Linked DNA regions of Homo sapiens: region 1 is linked to region 2. Evidence: read pairs that join two places in POLR2A ChIA-PET (ENCODE). Cell type or tissue: Caco-2. All regions are shown on one strand. Links, peaks and the distances in the headings refer to the core of each region. The heading gives the core; the rest is flanking DNA.

Region 1 (12,473 bases), core at 3,075-8,074, 140 kb before region 2:
ATTAACTGGACTTAATAATTGATTAGCCATGGGGATGAACAAGACAGGAAGAAATCAAGGATCATCTGGAAGTTTCTATTCTAGAGACTGATTATTGTGTCATTTAGTGAGAGAGGTAATACCAAAAAAAAAGTGCATGTTTGAAAGGAGAGATAACTAATTCAGTTCGGGATATATGGAATTTGAGGTGTCTGTTGGGTATTGTAGATGTCTAGCAGGTTAGATGGACATATGGATGTGGAGCTCCAAGAGAACAGCCTGGGTAAAATATATGGATGTGAAAGTTCTCAAAAAGGATGACAAACTAAACTGGGGTGTTAGCAGTGAGCACAATAGGAAAGAACAGCTTTCAAAGATATAAAAATTTAGAATAGATAGGATCTAGTGATTGATTGGAATAGATAGGATCTAGTGATTGATTGGATAAAGGGAATGTGAAAAAGAGACAAAACCTCAGATTTTTGGTTTGAAAGACAAACCTCACATTTTTGGTTTGAAAGACAAACCTCAGATTTTGGTTTGAAAGACTGGGTGCGTGACAATTCCACTATTATAAGCTAAGTTATGTTCCCTCAAAATTCATATGTTGATGCCCTAGCCCCCAGTATTTCTATATTTGACTGTATTTGGTGATAGGGTTTTTAAAGAGGTAATTAAGGTTAAGTGAAGTCATATGAATGGGACCTTATCCAATATAACTGATGTTCTTATAATGAAAGGAGATTAGGATACAGGCATACATAGAGGGAGAATGTCATGTGAATATGGAGATGGTCATCTACAAGCCAAGGAGAGAGGACTCAGAAGAAGCCAACCCTGATAACACCTTGATCTTGGACTTCTAGCCTCCAGAGCAGTAAGAATATAAATTTCTGCCATTTAAGCTACTCAGTCTGTGGTATTTTGTTATGGCAGCCCTAGCAAACTAATATAGCCACCAACTAAGGTTGGGAATATGAGGGGAAAAAGTAGGTTAGGAGAAGGTGTTGAAAGAAGACTTTGATATAGAACATGTTGAGTTTGAGATTCCTGAGGTATATCCAGGTGGAGATGTTCAAATGGCCTTGAAATTAAAAGATATAACTGGGTTACAGGTACAGATGTGGAAATCACTGATATGTAGGTGATATTTTCAACTGTAGGAATGAATGATATCATCTACGAAGTCTGTGTAAAGTGAGAATGATCATCAAGAAGAGAACCATAAGGCATGTGAACATTAAAAAGCAGACTGAGGAAGAGGACCCAAGAAAGGAGAAAAATCAGAGACAGAAGATGAAGAGAGAGAGCTTAGAATTAGTCTTTATTTTATCCTGTTTTCATTATAATTAGTTAAGTACATATTGATAGCACCATTTAAAGAGCTTTAACTTAGTGAAGGAGGCAATATCTTATTCATTTCTGAATCTCAAACACCAAGCACAGTGCCTGACATTTAATATCCCTGCAATAAATATTTGTTGAACCAAATGGAATCGAAATTAGGACTTCATTCCCTTCTTTGTTTTGTTTGCTTATTTCTGGAGTGTGCAGCATGTATTGCCACTGATATTTTAAGTTCATAGTGAAAAATCATTTCAATGTGTTCTAGGCTTGGTCCCCTTCCAACCCAACCCCCAGGACAATAGTTTTCATTATAACCTTCTGTCTTTGCCATTCTGGATGGAATTCTGTGCACAGAAGTTATATACATATATGGGTATATCTATGTAACAAATCGCAGCACAGGAGTCCCCTGGGCTCCCTCAGGCTCTGGTATGACATATTTGAGCCATATAAATTCAGCTTCTCCTCTGGCATCTGTTAGCCGACTCACTTGCAACTCCACCTCAGCAGTGGTCTCTCAGTCCTCTCAAAGCAAGGAAAGAGTACTGTGTGCTGAGAGACCATGGCAAAGAATCCTCCAGAGAATTGTGAAGACTGTCACATTCTAAATGTAAGTTGATTCATATTTTTTCCCTTTTGAGCAGAAGCATGGTTTCACAGATTTATCATATTGCAAAGTGAACATTAGAAAGTGGAATCAAAGGTGACTTTGAATTATGGCTTGCTTATTGAGATTTATTGTGTATTGTTTTATTCTCTCTGTTCTTTGGTTAGGCAGAAGCTTTTAAATCCAAGAAAATATGTAAATCACTTAAGATTTGTGGACTGGTGTTTGGTATCCTGGCCCTAACTCTAATTGTCCTGTTTTGGGGGAGCAAGCACTTCTGGCCGGAGGTACCCAAAAAAGTAAGTAAATACACATCATAATCTGATGCTTCTGTTCTGAGTTTGATTGAATTTAATTAGTAGGCATATAAATTATTCTGAAAATGAAAATCATTAAGTCTCTTTTGTGTTTATTTTCTGGTGGTATGAAAAACTGAATCAAGATTTTTCTCTCCTTCATTTGCCTAATTATTTTGGTAAGGGAAAAAAATTTATCTTCTATATTTTGGTTAGTAATGATAGGGTGTAGAATTACCCATTCTTCTATAATGCTTATATTTAAGGAGTTAAGACTCCTCCTAGGAGCAAAGTTTTTACCTTAAGAAAAAATACTTTTAATCTTTCTTTCAATTATCTGGGCAGAAACTGATGGAAAAGTAATTAGACCACCACATAAGGAGAAACCACCCAAAGTGGCAGCAAAGGATTTTCAGGGATTATGTTTCTGACTTAATGCATCTGCAGTGAGAACAGGCAGCAAGCTGCTTTTCAGGAGGAGCAATTCTCATACCTGACTTCACATTTATTTATGACTTTAAAAAGAAACTAGAGCTTTTCAGCTCCTTGCCAGCTGCAATCATCACTGTCCCACTGAGATAGCAATGCCACAAGGTAGAAGCATGCGACACCAAGTCATTAATCACAGATAACTCAGAAAGCTTCTGATACTGGGGTCATTTGGTGAAGCTTGGCTAGCCACTGTAGTTTATATTTCTGTACCTTAGTGTTATTGTTATTCCTGGGCTCATAGGCAATGGGCAAGTTTAGATATAAAATAAATAAATAAAACCATAGTCCCAAATAAAACCATAGTCCCTTCATGCTCACAATTTCCATTTGAAAGATAATCAACAAATATACAAACTACAAGTTGTGAAGATAGTTTTCTGGCTTTGCCATGTTTTTCTGTTGGTGTGTGGATTGCTGCTGAAGTTATTGTTATTACTGTTGTTAATTGGTTGTCATAAGATGCTCATTTCTATTTGGTAACAGATGTAGGGAGAAAAAAGCACAAATCCAGGAAGGAGGATGATACAAGAAAATGGGTTGGCATGGACCGTTAGGAGCCAAAGGAGCAATAGGAGCAGAGAGAAAAAAATATGGGTCAGTGGGGAGAGAGAGGCAGAGCAGGAAAAGCAGAAAATAAGCTGGCTAAGTGTCTGAAAGATAACAGAGGTATAAAGCATAACCACCCTTGGGTTCTCCACCTCTGCTGTCATACCCACTTTCATTTAGTCCCAAAGGATATCTTATCAGGTTTAAGTAGGAGGGAGAGCAAGCCAGCCTACTTTGTTTGCCTTTTTATTTATACTTTGTTCCAGAAAAGATTTCAGGCATCACCCAATGCCTATAGTTAGCCCTATCCCCTACTCCTCCTCCCCTTACTGCTCCTTGCTTCTGAACTACTTACCGTTCAAATGTCCTTCTAGAGAAGCCACCTGTGTTCAGGCTGGCAGGGTGGGTAAAGCAATCGAGATCAGGAAGGAAACAGCAAATTAATAAGAGAGCCAAAATGCATTCCAATACAATTCTGGTACCACTTAGCTAATTCCCAAGGTGATATGTCACCCCACAAGTTGAACCTTGGATCCTCTTGAAAATTATCCATGAGTTAAAGGGCCATAAATCCTTTGTTCTCCACAGCCATAATGTACTTAACTGGGCATGGTGGATAGCTAGTCCTTTTGACCACCCTTAGATGCTTGCCTAAATAAGGGGCCAAATGGCCTTTCTTGTTTTATTGTTGTCATTGGTACTGCAAATGCTATTCCAAAAGAGTATATGTGTTTTTATAAATTTACAGTGCTATTTGCCTCAACGCAGCTATAAACGACTAGGTGGAGACCTTGCCTTTTTATTGCAAAGTGTCAAACTCACTTGCAGCTTCATGGTCTCCTCTCTTTCCCTATTATATCATCTTTACATCTCATTCTAGTTCTGTTTTTAATGATTATAAGGAGCAATCCTATGATACCTCAAACCAAAATAAAACTTGGTCAGTGCATGCACAGAAGAGGTGGGATATGCTGCTGAATAAAGTTTATCAAAAATCAAACCTCTTGTGAAGTAATCCATTTTGGGATGTCATTTTCAGCAAAGGGACTCTCAGAAATGAACAAAGCTATTATGAAGTAATCCAGATAAAGACAACAGGTGTCCCCTAGGGCAAGTTTCTCTACCATGAACAAATATTGTTGGTTTTCCATTCCAGTGGGGAGTTATGATTCATTGTCTTTGATATTTAAGTCATGGCCTTCATAAGACCAGGTTTGGTTCATTGAAAACTAAGAAATCAGCTGGAAATGAGGATGCTTTACTTAGTCCACTACTACCTTCAGGTCCCAGACAAAGATCTCAAGAGACCATCTATGTTTCCAATGGGTACGCCTATCAACAAGCCTGCCTTAGAGCAGACTTAAGAATTCTGGGAAGAGACTAGCAGTCAGATTAGTCTTGGAAGAGTTGCATAGGAAAGGGACACAGGCATCTTACATAAATTAAAGACTCTCCCCTTAATGGTATGGCCTAGCAAGAAACAACAGCAGATTAAAATCCAGGCTCTTTGGGCTTTCCTTAACAAATCTATGAGACTTGTTGGGACTCTGTGGCCCTTGGTAGAGAGAGCTGTGCATGCAACTGTGCTTATTGGTGGCAGTGATTTGTTTGCAGTCCTGGGATTTCCTCCAAGCTCTTAGTGTTTGCTCTCCTAGCCTCCACCACGCCTCCTTTTTATTTTGTCTTTCAACATCTGTGTATAATAAACAGTATTTATTTAACATCCCACATCTGGTGTTGACATTTCCATGCCAATAAGTCCTTCTCCTCACTCCCGCTTTGGTGTGTACAAAAGATCCAGATTCCTGTATCCAAATTGAGAACAAGCCATGCTTGACCTCCTCCCCTCACATACCTCAGGTCTGCGTGCACACAGGTGTGCACACGCACAGACTCACACACACACAGACACACACACACACACACACAGACCAGAGAGAGAATGAAATCAAAATAAAGTGAAACAAGGACGACTAACTCTGGGTGAGCTGCTGCATTTTCTTACAGGTCCCAGGCCCCTGACCCACAGCCACATACAGGAGCCACCTGAGCTAAATGAAAGCCAGGTCCATCCAGCTCTGAATTCAGCTTTCTTAAACAAGCAGAAGAGACCTATTCAGTCCCAGCAATTTTGAGAAAGCATCGTAATGAGGCTCCCCTTCTAGGCAGTGACTGCCCTGGGATCATTGAAGCAGAATCACCAAAGAAACATTCTTGCTTAAAGCCCCCTGTATTACACATTTTACTGGAAACAGTCAGAAGCCAACTCCTCAGCTAATTAATCCAACATGAAGCAAACAAATCAGAAAAATCCTAGCCCTTAAACCAACAGTTTAGAAACTTAGCACAGACCTTGTAGCCCATCCCTGCCAATCCTTTGTGGAGCGAGGCAGAAGAATCATACATTTAATAAATGAAAGAGTGTCCTTACTGCCTTACATAGGAGCTGCCTGGTGACTTTAGGGTTGTTTGAAAGCCATCAGGACCACAGTAATCAATAGATTCGTGAGGATGTTCCTTCAACTTCTATATATTACCAGAGCAATGAGGAGTGGTAGGGATAAGCGGGCACTTTTCTGCCCTCCTGCCACACCTCAGTTGCAGGTGATCACTAAAACAGTCTCCCCCAGCGTTGTGAGTCCACTATCATTCTAGGTTGAAAATCCTTTGCTCAGAAGAAGCACTTTCTTGACGAGTCTGATTGCAACATTTTGTGCGTGCCTATTTCTTGGCACGCACAATTGGGCATTAGCCCAATATTAACTTTTTTCGCTCCTCTCTAGGCACACAAGGAAGACAACTTTTTTCTCCAGGTCCCCTGGGCTTTCCTACACCACAGTCCGGTGGGTGAAATGTGGGTCTAGAGAAACATTAATATACCCTCAAGGAAAAAGTTGAAGGAGTAGCCGGAATATTTTTGGCAGGGAGACTGAGCTTTACCAGATGGTGCCATGTTGGCATTTTCAAAAAAAAAAAAAAAAAAAAGACCTCTCTTCATTTTCCTCTTAAAGCATTGTGAGACCCAGGTCCACCCTTGTACAACTCTCACTGGGCCAGCTCTTATTCTGGGCTACTCAAGGGCAGCTCCCAGCAATTATGTGGAGCCAGGCTGTGGCTGTGATGGGCATGTTCTTCTTAGTCAGTCTCTTCATTCTCCTAAGGCAGCATTTGCTGAACAACTTATATGACACCAGGATGAAGAGCCTGGGCCTTCAAAGACAGCTGTTCTGGAGTGGTTGAGAGTGGAATTGGGGCTGTGGAGGAAGTAGCCTGGATGATCAACAGATAGTGGCAGTAGGCGTAGTCCAGTGATCAACCTGACAGGTTGATCTGAGCAAATCTCAGCAGACTTTGCTAACTATCTAACATTACAGATGAAAAGGGGTAAAGGATTAAAATAGGAACTGAGTCCCTAGAGACACTCAGTGATTTGCCCAAAATCACACAGCTTGTAAGTGGTGGGGTTAAGGTTAGAACTAGAGGCTAGTCTGAAGATTCTTTCCACTATTCTTCAGCTGCATTTAAGAATCAGGGATGGGGATAATGGGTAGGAGAAAAACTTACTGGTCAGCTCAAGTCTGTAGATAAAAGAAGTAGCTTTTTCTTGTTGAAAAAGAATGTCTGTGCTGCTTATGCCAATATTTTGCATATTGCCAAATGGTGATTGAAGATGCAGAACTCTAACTTTGCATAAGGAACAATCTGTCTGCTCTGTGTTGGTAAAGAAATACCCAGAGGCCCTTTAATTCCCCCAAGTTAGGTTAATAATAATATGGTACAGTGCATTCTCTTCCCTTCCTTCCAGCCTAACACCTGCTAGCCAGCTATTCTGAGCATGTATTTCACCTTTGGAGAGTGTACCTCATAACAGACAGTAAGGGATGAAGATGGAGTGAAGAGCAGCTAGATTAATCACAGGCTTCAAAAAACAAACCTAAGCCAAATGTCCTCAAATCCCTGTCAGGACAGGCTAAAGCTTCTTGCCCCTAAAACAGATCCATCACACTGAGGTCTGAGATAGCTTTACCTTTTCTAAATAGCTTTCTTTTCTGATCTCAGGGACTGCCACAGAGGCAAGAAAACAAGGAAAACTGTGAAAGAGGGATGTTAGGGCTCATTTGCTGCCTGAATGGAGGATTTAACTGGACTGAAGACAGAATTCCTGGGCAGGGAAGAAAAATGGGTTGTGTCCTCTACATATTTTGTCAGTGTGGTCTTCTTACACTTCTCACTGCCTGGACTTAACCACATATCTGTCTCATTTCACTTCTGATTCCTATTCCACTCCATTGGCTTCCTTGTTCCATTCCAGTGTTCTGGTTCTTATAGTTAAGGCCAGCCTTATGTGTGGGTGGAGTAAGAGCCCATTTGAGTGGTGCTGGAAAGATGCCCTTGCCCCCAAATATCTCCCATTCCTCGTGCCACTGTGCCTATTAGATTGGTGCAAAAGTAACTGTGGTTTTAGCCATTGAAAGTAATGGCAAAGTAATAAAGTAATAAAATCCACTATTAGTACTTCATTCCTCTGAGTGAAGTATTGCACTCAAATTTTTAAACAGACAAATATTCATCACTAATATCTAAGTGTGAAATCATGGGTCAGATTGATTTCTTCTTTGTCATAAGGTACCTGAAGCACCACGAGATTCCTAGATGTCTAGACAGGAGACAAAGGGACAGAAATGGGAAGAGAAAGGGGAAGGGCTATGAGGGTATAGAATGAACAGAATATGAAAATAGAGCAGAAAAGGAAAGCTAGAAGCACCAAAAATTAACTCTCTCTATTTTCCAATTGGGCAGGGGTGTACTCCTCATCATATTCTGTCCTTGCTCTATCCTCCCTGGAATAAAGCTGAGTTGGAGGCAGCTGAGATGAGCTACTTGTAGCCCACTCACACCTCTCTTCAGGCCAGTCATCCTGTCTCTGCTTTAGCTTGCTCCTGGAGAGGACAAAGCCATTTATTCTTTCATCTCCAGAAAGACCTTCAACCCCTGAGCCAGGAAGCTTAGTAGAGAGCAAAGTACTTGTGATGCCAAAGGCATGAGCTCAGTCTTCATACGGGCCAGTGAAGCTTGCATAGCCATTACCCAAGCAATGTGCTCCACAGGGACCCAGGCGAGACAGTGTGTCTGGATTTGCTCATACCCATCTCCAAACAGTCCAAAGTGGGCCACCAGCATCATCTTCCTAGACGAAGAACAGTCTGTTCCAAAAGGACACCTTTGATAGTGGAATTCTGTCTGGGTGAATATATAGCTCCCCACTCCTACCCCCTACCAAGGATTCACACATAAACGAAGTCATTCTGTTCCCACTCTAGTAACTTATCATTACTAACATAAAGCCAACAAGTTGGTTAATGAACACAATCAGAATGGACCCCTTCTCCCCTACCAAAAAAACTCTTTGCAGGAATGTTGAAAATAATCAAGATCTGCTGAGCTTGGCAGTTTCCAATAGTTTTCATCTAGCAAGGTGTCCAAGTAAAGTGCATTGCCAACAGTGCAGGAAAACTCATTCCACAGAAGCACACTGAAATTCTAAATGTCACCAGTAGGTTCCATAGTCTTCTACCAGTGATTGAAAATACAGCCTGTATTTTCTCTTTCGCCCAGGTAGGCAGTGTTCCAGCATCCCCTAGTCTCTAACCTCATTTTTCCATACAATAATCCATCAGTGGTGCTACTGATGAAATAAACACCCCACCGCAGCCCCCAATGGCTAGTGGCATCAACATTTGTCTCAAAAATGGATAGTATTTCTAACAAAATTCCCCCGTTGGGAGAGCTGACAGGACTGGATCTGAAGTGGATGCCTCTCTTTTCTACTTAGGTCAGACAGACTGAGAGCTCAATTTGTTGCCACAGGTAGAAGTTTCTCTTCTCAAGCTGGCTGCAGAGCTGGAACTGAGGACATATTTATTGCTAGAAGCAAATAACAAACCTAAAGGAATTTGCTACCTATCACAAACCAGGCCAGACTTCCTGAGTTAACTCTGCAGTTGCCAGAGAGTTCTAAGTATTGTTTTTCTTTCACTTTTAAAATGGTTTTTTTAAAAGACCTTGCCAATACTCAAAAATGTCTCTTTAGGAAGATAAGGATGTGCCATTGGTGGGGACAACTTATTCAACAAATACTTAGGTTCCAACCATGTCCAAAGCACTGTAGGGCTACCAAGAGGTAAATGACATTGTCTCTTGTTTTTCTCTTCAGCAGCTACATTAGACTTGTCACCCTTGAAGTAACACTTGCTTCTACAAATGGTTCCAATTTGTTTTTCTCTAGTTGAGTTGGTGAATATTTCACCAGGTTAAACTAACATTCAGTCAATGGCATCAGCAGAGACTAAAAAATGACCCAACCTGGTGTAAGTTCTCTATAAGGCTGCCACTGGGAACCGTATCATTAGAAAGCAATGTGGGCTCTGAAGAAGACTTGCTTTTTCAGGCTTTTAGTTTCCCAGATTTTTTTCATAAGGAAAAATGAACATGGAGAAACTCGATAAACAAAGGTCTCCTAATGACAGAGATAAGATAGACTTCCAAAAGGCATCATCAGGTCTGGCCTGGTTTGTGACAGATAACAAATTCCTTTATGCTTATTTGCTTCTACCTATAAATATGTCCTAAAACTATAAGTTATGGGCTTACTCCTAAACTGCAGTGCCATATGGGACTGGTCCTCTTGGTCTTTAGAAATACAATTGCCTCTTTTAGAGTGCAGGAGAAAATCTGGGGTTTTGTTTTAGCCACTCAAGAAAGACCTGATGAGCAGTCTTTCTTCTTGGGAGGCTCCATGTTACTTAATGCAGGACACTTGGCTCAGTTGGCTTAATTCCATATACACAAAAGAATCCGTAGAACTTGAAAACAACTGAATATGGCTTGGGAAACAGAACCCAGGAATAAACTGGGTGGGGTTGGTTGCCGTATAAAGAGAAGGCTAAGGGAAGGCAATAAATGTTTCCTGGAGTTTAAGGGGCAAAAGGAAGCAAACAGAGCAGGGTAGGGCTCTAATATTGGCAAGGAGAAAGTCTTCAGATTCTAAAAGGAATAGACTCAAGGCTGTTGTGGCAATATTAAAGCCCTGGATAAATAAGGAGACAAAAAACACTTAACCATTTTAAGTGTATTCAAATCTCTTTCTAAGCCCTAATGAATTTCACGGGTGAGGGGCGGGGCAGTAAGGGGGGGGTCGTGATTACTTAGCACTTGGAAAGGGAAGTGGTAGCTTAAAGAAGCAGCATAGGTTTTAGGTGATCCCTCAGCTTAACACAAGGGGAAAATACTTTATAGGCTGGTTTGCAAACTATCATTTGCTGTTTAGTCAAGGCTGCCAAGAAAACTGTTGGAATTCTTAGTAATTAGCTCAGCAGCTTGGCTTGAATTCAAAATACCAGCTCTGAAGGGATCCCCATATCAGCTCCAGCGCCAAAAAGCACCTCACTTTAGGGACACACTGAGTATCTTAGAGATTGTTTTCCTCTGTTCTCCCAGGCCTATGACATGGAGCACACTTTCTACAGCAATGGAGAGAAGAAGAAGATTTACATGGAAATTGATCCTGTGACCAGAACTGAAATATTCAGAAGCGGAAATGGCACTGATGAAACATTGGAAGTGCACGACTTTAAAAACGTAAGTTGGATGTTTTCCTCCTAAGGCTTTCCACTTAAAATATTAGAGCAGTTGAGTCAAGTTAAAAATAGCCTCCATCTAAAATTTGAATTCAAATGGAAAGCTAGCCTCCTCTAGCTTTCCATTTGAATTCAAATTTTGCTAGTCTGGGACCCCAACAGATCATGGAACTTACTAATAGTGGCTCTTTTGGGAAGCTTTATTGTTGTTTTGTCTGTTTTATAGGGATACACTGGCATCTACTTCGTGGGTCTTCAAAAATGTTTTATCAAAACTCAGATTAAAGTGATTCCTGAATTTTCTGAACCAGAAGAGGAAATAGATGAGGTATGTAAGAAGAATAATTGTGGTGGCAAAAGACATCATTTATTGGATGCTAGCTATGTGCCAAACATTGTACTAAATGCTTTACTTTTCTTTGATTCTCCAACAACCTTATAAATAGATACTATTGTTATCATCATTTTCAGATCAGGAAACTAGAACTCAGAGCCAAAAAGTGACTTGCTCAAGGCCACACAGCTAGTGAGTAGCAGATTGGGGTCTTGAACTTAGGCCTTTCAGAAAACTCAAGTGCATAATTTTAGGTGCAATGCTATACTCTTATACCCGGGCACCCATTAACATTATGTTGATTTTCTCTGAAACCAAAGATTTCTAGTAAGAGGGATGAGCCAGAGAAACAAAATCAATCTTGCCTCAGATAAAGCGTTTTTAAAAAAGAAAGTTCCAAAGCCACCTGGGGTTCTTGCCACTTTTGTCACACTTCAGTATTCACCTATTTTAAAGATTGTGGTTCATTCACCTTACCATTTTATGCTGGGCTGCTAATGGAATAATTCACATTTAACCTCAGTAGGAAAGGCAAAAGCAAAGAAGGTGAACACTGCAATGGGATACAAATTCTCTGAAAACACCCTGCTAGACCAAAGTAAGGCAACCTAGGGTGCTGGTGAAATCACTGAATGGCCCTTTAAAACCTAATGGGAGATGGATGTTATTGCCTAAAATACAACGATCTGTAAGGCCCTTGAGGCTCTTTATTGTTCCCTGATATTTTGTCTATAATTACAGTATGGTTTTATTAGTGGGAGGAGAAGGGGGACCTCAGTTAAGGTCATATTGTGACAGCATATCCCCACTATAGCAAGAAAAAACAAACATTGGTTTGGTTTGGTTTAGTGCTTAGTTGCCAAATCTAAAGTGGAATTATGGCAATGGCAGAATGATCTTTCTTCTTCTTCTTCTTCTTCTTTGTATTTTTAGTAGAGACGGGGTTTCACCATAGCCAGGATGGTCTCAATCTCCTGACCTCATGATCCGCCCGCCTAGGCCTCTCAAAGTGCTGGGATTACAGGCATCAGCCACCGCGCCCAGCCATGGCAGAGTGATCTTTCTATAAACTATAAAAACCTCTTTCTTTCTTTCTTTCTTTCTTCTCTCTCTCCCTGTTCTTTTTCACTTTTCTCCCACCCAGCTCCCTCCATCTTGATTCTCACCAACCCATTTATCTTTTCCTTTACCTTTTTCTTTACCTTTTTCTTTATTTGGGGGCGGTGGGTGGGGAG
Region 2 (5,000 bases), core at 1-5,000:
GTCATTAATACCTCAATATTAATAGATTTATGAGAGGTGGGGGTGGGGAGCTTAAAGAGCAGAAAATAAGCCAGTTAAATATAGGAGGTCCAGGATGTACAGAAGACTCATTTTTGCCACAAATATACAAGGTCTAGGGTCAACCCTGCCAAGCACAGTACTCTGGAATTTTACGTCCTCTAATCCTGAAGAAGCAGGGTACTGGGGGAAGAAAAGCTTGATTAGAAAGTCACCACTTTTCAAGCCACCAGAATTCTAACCAAATGATTTCACCACCCCAAATCCCACCTCATTCAATGTTAAGGGTTGGAGGAACACCTTTTTCTGCCCCATTACAAACCAACACAGGAGACAGAAGCATTCTGTGCCCCTTCTGAGATCTCGGGGACCCTCCTCCAGTACCAGATCTCTCACAGCCTGCTTGAAGAGCGGCAATATAAAGCAGCTCCACAGCACACAGCCAGGTCCCCAGCCCCAAGCGCAGAGGGAGCCCACTGAGGCAGGACTCCAGCCAACCAGCCTCCAGCCTTTACCTGTGGCTGACTGGCCAACGCCAGAGAAGCCGCGATGTCGTAGGTCCGAAGAGAGTGCGGGTTAGCGACCCCGCTCGACGGCCGAGCGCTGTGAGAGGAACCCACGAAAAGGTGACTGGACGCCTTGGAGGGCGCAGTTCCCGCTAGGAGCTCGGCCCCGCCCCCGCCCCCAGGGCCAGCTCTCGGGAGGGGCACCAGCTCGGGCTGGCGGGAAAAAGCCCGGGCACTCCCCGCGAGGGGAGCCGAAGAGGAGAGGGGAGGCGGCTCCCAGAGGGGCACAGACCGCATTAGTGCTGGGTGGGTCAGGGAAGGGGCCAGAAGAAGCCCTGGAGAAAGAAAAGTGGCCGGGAGGGACCGCCCAAGCAGACGGGAGTCCAAGCCTGGGGATGCGGTCGGGAGAGGCGGACGGGGAGAGGGGAGACGCGGTCAGCTAGGGAGAAGGAAAAATTGGGGGACCAGAGAGCGGGTAGGGAAGACGCACGACCCCGAGATGGGGGTGGGGGCGCTTCAGCAGCGAAAAGGAGCTGGGGGTCCAGAAGGAGCACCGGACCGAGGGCGAGGGGCCGGCCGCTGGCTGTTGACCTACCTGTCACTTGCAACAGGTGCCTCCAGAGATCGAGAAGTCCCAGTGCCGGTTTCAAGGGAGGGTCTCCGGCTCCGGGAAGATCGCAACCCAGCTCCGGCAGCCGGCCCTTCTCACCCTCCCGGGAGGCGGAAAAAGCTGCAACTTTCCCTGGAGCGGGGAGGAGCTGGACTCTTAAAGGGGCCGCACAGCGCCCCGGGCTCCTTAGCAGGGGGCCACTCAGCCCAAAAGGGAGCTCTGGGACCCAAAGCCTTGAGACACAAGAGGAATGTCCTTCCAGGTTAGGAATGGGAGCCTGGGGACTGAGGATAGGGGTCTAACACTAGACGTGCCTCCTCACCCACTTACTTCCATCTGTTGGTCACTCTCTTAGACGGTGAAATCACCTGTCTCTTTCGTTCAGCTGAGTCAAAAGTTGTCAAATTGTCTCACACTTCTAAGAAGATAAAAGAGTATGAACTATCTAATTTGAGTAAATAAAATATAATACCATTCTGATCCTTTGACTTGTGGCCTTTTATGGCAAATAAATGTCTGTCTAAAATAGAAACGTTTTGGGCAAAAGCGTAGACTAAATTCATACATACACACTCAAGGACACAACTGGTTAAAATATCCAACTCACTAGTAATCAAAGAAAAGCAAATTAGAACAATAATGAGATTCTTTGGCAAAGATATTTTTTATTTTTTAATAACACTTAATGATGACAAAGTAGCCACCAAACAAGCTGTCTTAATTGCTGATAGCAGCATATGTTGGTTAAAAACCCTTTTAGAAAGCACGTGAGCAATATGTATCAATAGACTTGAAAATGTTTATACCTACCCAGTAATTGCAGATTCCTCTCCCTGCCTCTCCCATCCCTCTCCCCCTCATTTCACATCAGCAATTAAACATGCTCAAGTATCTACCATCTTAAAAAAAGAACCTCCCTACACAGGAGGTCCCTCTTCAGGTCCTCTTTATGGGCAAATGTATTGAAAATGTACTTCACAGGTGAAATTGCAATTTTTATTCCCTTACTTCTCATTCATTTCTTAGCTCTCAGCAGTCTGGCTTCCTTCCCCCACTGAAACTTCTCAATGAGATACACAAACAATGACCCTCAGTGTCAATAAATCCATAAATAAGTAAGGTATTTTTGGTCCTTATTTTGCTTGACTTCTCCCCTACATTTAACACCGTTAACCATTTCCTCGTCCTTGAAACTTTCTATGGCATCTATGACATTTTACTCTTTTGCTTTTCCTCCTACTCCTTTGCCCTCTCCTCAGTGACCTTTGTAGGCCACTCTTCTGCTATCTGACCTCTGAAAGTCAGACATTCTCAGGGCTAGGATACATATACTCCCTCCCCCAAATAATCTTTTTCACTCACTTGGCTTTAATTACCATATATATGGTCACAACTCTAATTCTATAACTCTACCCAGACTGCTTTATTGAGTTCTGTGTTCTTGACATCTCCACTTGAATGTCCTGCAGACACCTCAAATTCAACACATCCAAAGTTAAACCTACCATCTTTTCTCTTAAATTTGTTCCTCCTCCAGTATTTCTTATATCAGTAAATGACAACATGCCACTCAAGGCAATGGATTCACCATTCTAGATGCCATTAAGAACATTCATGATTCAACGGAGAAGGGCAAAATATCAACATTAACAGGAGTTTGGAAGAAGTTGATTCCAACCCTCATGGATGACTTTGAAGGGTTCAAGACTTCAGTGGAGGAAGTCACTACACATGTGGTAGAAATAGCAAGAGAACTAGAATTAGAAGTTGAACCCAGAGGCCAGGCACAGTGGCTCACGCCTGTAATCCTAGCACTTTGGGAGGCCGAGGCGGGCAGATCACGAGGTCAGAAGATCGAAACCATCCTGGCTAACACGGTGAAACCCCGTCTCTACTAAAAATACAAAAAGTTAGCCAGGCGTGGTGGCGGCCGCCTGTAGTCCCAGCTACTCGGGAGGCTGAGGCAGGAGAATGGCGTGAACCCAGGAGGTGAAGCTTGCAGTGAGCCGAGATCCTGCCACTGCACCCCAACCTGGGTGACAGAGCGAGACTCCATCTCAAAAAAAAAAAAAGTGGAACCCAGAGATGTGACTGAATTGCTGCAATCTCATGATAAAACTTGACTGACCAAGGAGTTGCTTCCTGTGTGAACCAAGAAAGTGATTTCTTGAGATGGAATCTACTCCTGGTGAAGATGATGTGAACTCTGTTGAAACAACAGCAAAGGATTTAGAGGCCAGGCACGGTGGCTCACGCCTGTAATCCCAGCACTTTGGGAGGCCGAGGAGGGCGGATCACGAGGTCAGGAGATTGAGACCATCCTGGCTAACACGGTGAAACTCCGTCTCTACTAAAAATACAAAACATTACCAGGCATGGTGGCCAGCACCTGTAGTCCCAGCTACTCGGGAGGCTGAGGCAGGAGAATATAGCGTGAACCCGGGAGGCGGAACTTGCAGTGAGCCGAGATCCCGCCACTGCACTCCAGCCTGGGTGACAGAGTGAGACTCCGTCGCAAAAAAAAAAAAAAAAGGATTTAGAATGTGACATAAACTTAGTTGATAAAGCAGCAGCAGGGTTTGAGAGGATTGACTCCAATTTTGGAAGAAGTTCTACTGTGTGTAAAATGGAATCAAACAGCATCGCATGCTACAGAGAAATCTTTTGTGAAAGGAAGAGTCAATCAATACAGCAATCTTCATTGTTGTCTTATTTTAAGAAATTGCTACAGCCATCCCAGCCTTCAGGAACCATCACCCTGATCAGGCAGCAGCCATCAACATCAAGGCGAGACCTCCCACCAGCAAAAAGATTACAACTCACTGAAGGCTCACAGGATCATTTGCATTTTTTAACAATAAAGTTTTTCTTTTTTTGAGACAAGGTTTCGCTCTGTCACCACCCTGGAGGGCGGTGGCACAATTGTAGCTCACTGTAGACTCTATCTCCTGGGCTCGAGCCATACTCCCACCTCAGCCTCCGAGTTGCTGGGACTATAGGCACACACCACCATGTCCAGCTATATATTTTTAAAAGTATTTTATTAGAGACAGGCCTCACTATGTTGCCCAGGCTGGTCTCTAACTCCTGAGCTTAAGTGATCCTCCTGCCTTGGCCTCCCAAAAGTGCTGGGATTACAGGCATGAGCCACCGTGCCTGGCCTAAAGTATTTTTCAATTAAGGTCATTGGTTTTTTAGACATAATGCTATTTCACACTTAATAGACTGCAGTATAGTGTAAACATAACTTTTATATTACTGGGAAACTAAAAAATGTATGCGACTTGCTTTATTGTGGTGGTCTAGAACCAAACCCACAATATCTCCAAGGTATACCTGTATGCAAGAACTTTTATTAAAATATTGATAGTGGGCGGTGGCTCACACCTGTAATCCCAGCACTTTCGGAGGCTGAGGCAGGCGGATCACGAGGTCAGGAGATCGAGACCATCCTGGCTAACATGGTGAAACCCCGTCTCTACTAAAAATATAAAAAATTAGCCGGGCGTGGCGGCATGTGCCTGTAGTCCCAGCTACTCGGGAGGCTGAGGCAGGAGGATGGCATGAACCCGGGAGGCAGAGTTTGCAGTGAGCCGAGATTGCGCCACTGCACTCCAGCCTGGGCGACAGAGCAAGACTCTGTCTGAAAAAAAAAATAGATAGATAGATATATAGATAGATAGAAGGATAGATAGTGGGTGTCTCTAGATGATGGAACTAAACAAATTTTTAGTTTTGCTCCTACTTTTCTGTCTTTTTCAACTTTCTTTTAATGAGCATGTATGGCTTTGATAATATTTTTTAAATATTCTTGAAAAATCTTCAAAAGCTAAAAAAAAAAAAATTTTAATTCTAGCAGACAAAAC

Evidence for each region. Peaks named below come from ENCODE experiments on the same cell type or tissue, not always from the same donor. Only the 100,000 strongest peaks of a DNase experiment are listed, where the experiment ranks them.
Region 1: POLR2A ChIA-PET joins it to region 2 with 5 read pairs; 3 of 35 experiments call an interaction of 5 or more read pairs at or near these places.

The regions. Positions count from the first base shown.
Region 1 is chrX:100,583,131-100,595,603 of GRCh38, forward strand. TNMD (tenomodulin) reads left to right here and starts at 1,806. Exons shown (of 7, transcript NM_022144.3): 1 at 1,806-1,936; 2 at 2,101-2,232; 3 at 10,765-10,905; 4 at 11,131-11,232. The coding sequence starts at 1,889. In Caco-2, for the core only: no CTCF peak of the experiment used is centred there; no DNase peak of the experiment used is centred there.
Region 2 is chrX:100,730,885-100,735,884 of GRCh38, forward strand. SYTL4 (synaptotagmin like 4) reads right to left here and starts at 1,237. Exons shown (of 20, transcript NM_001370165.1): 1 at 1,120-1,237; 2 at 534-621. In Caco-2, for the core only: no CTCF peak of the experiment used is centred there; no DNase peak of the experiment used is centred there; H3K4me3 peaks cover 1,107 bases.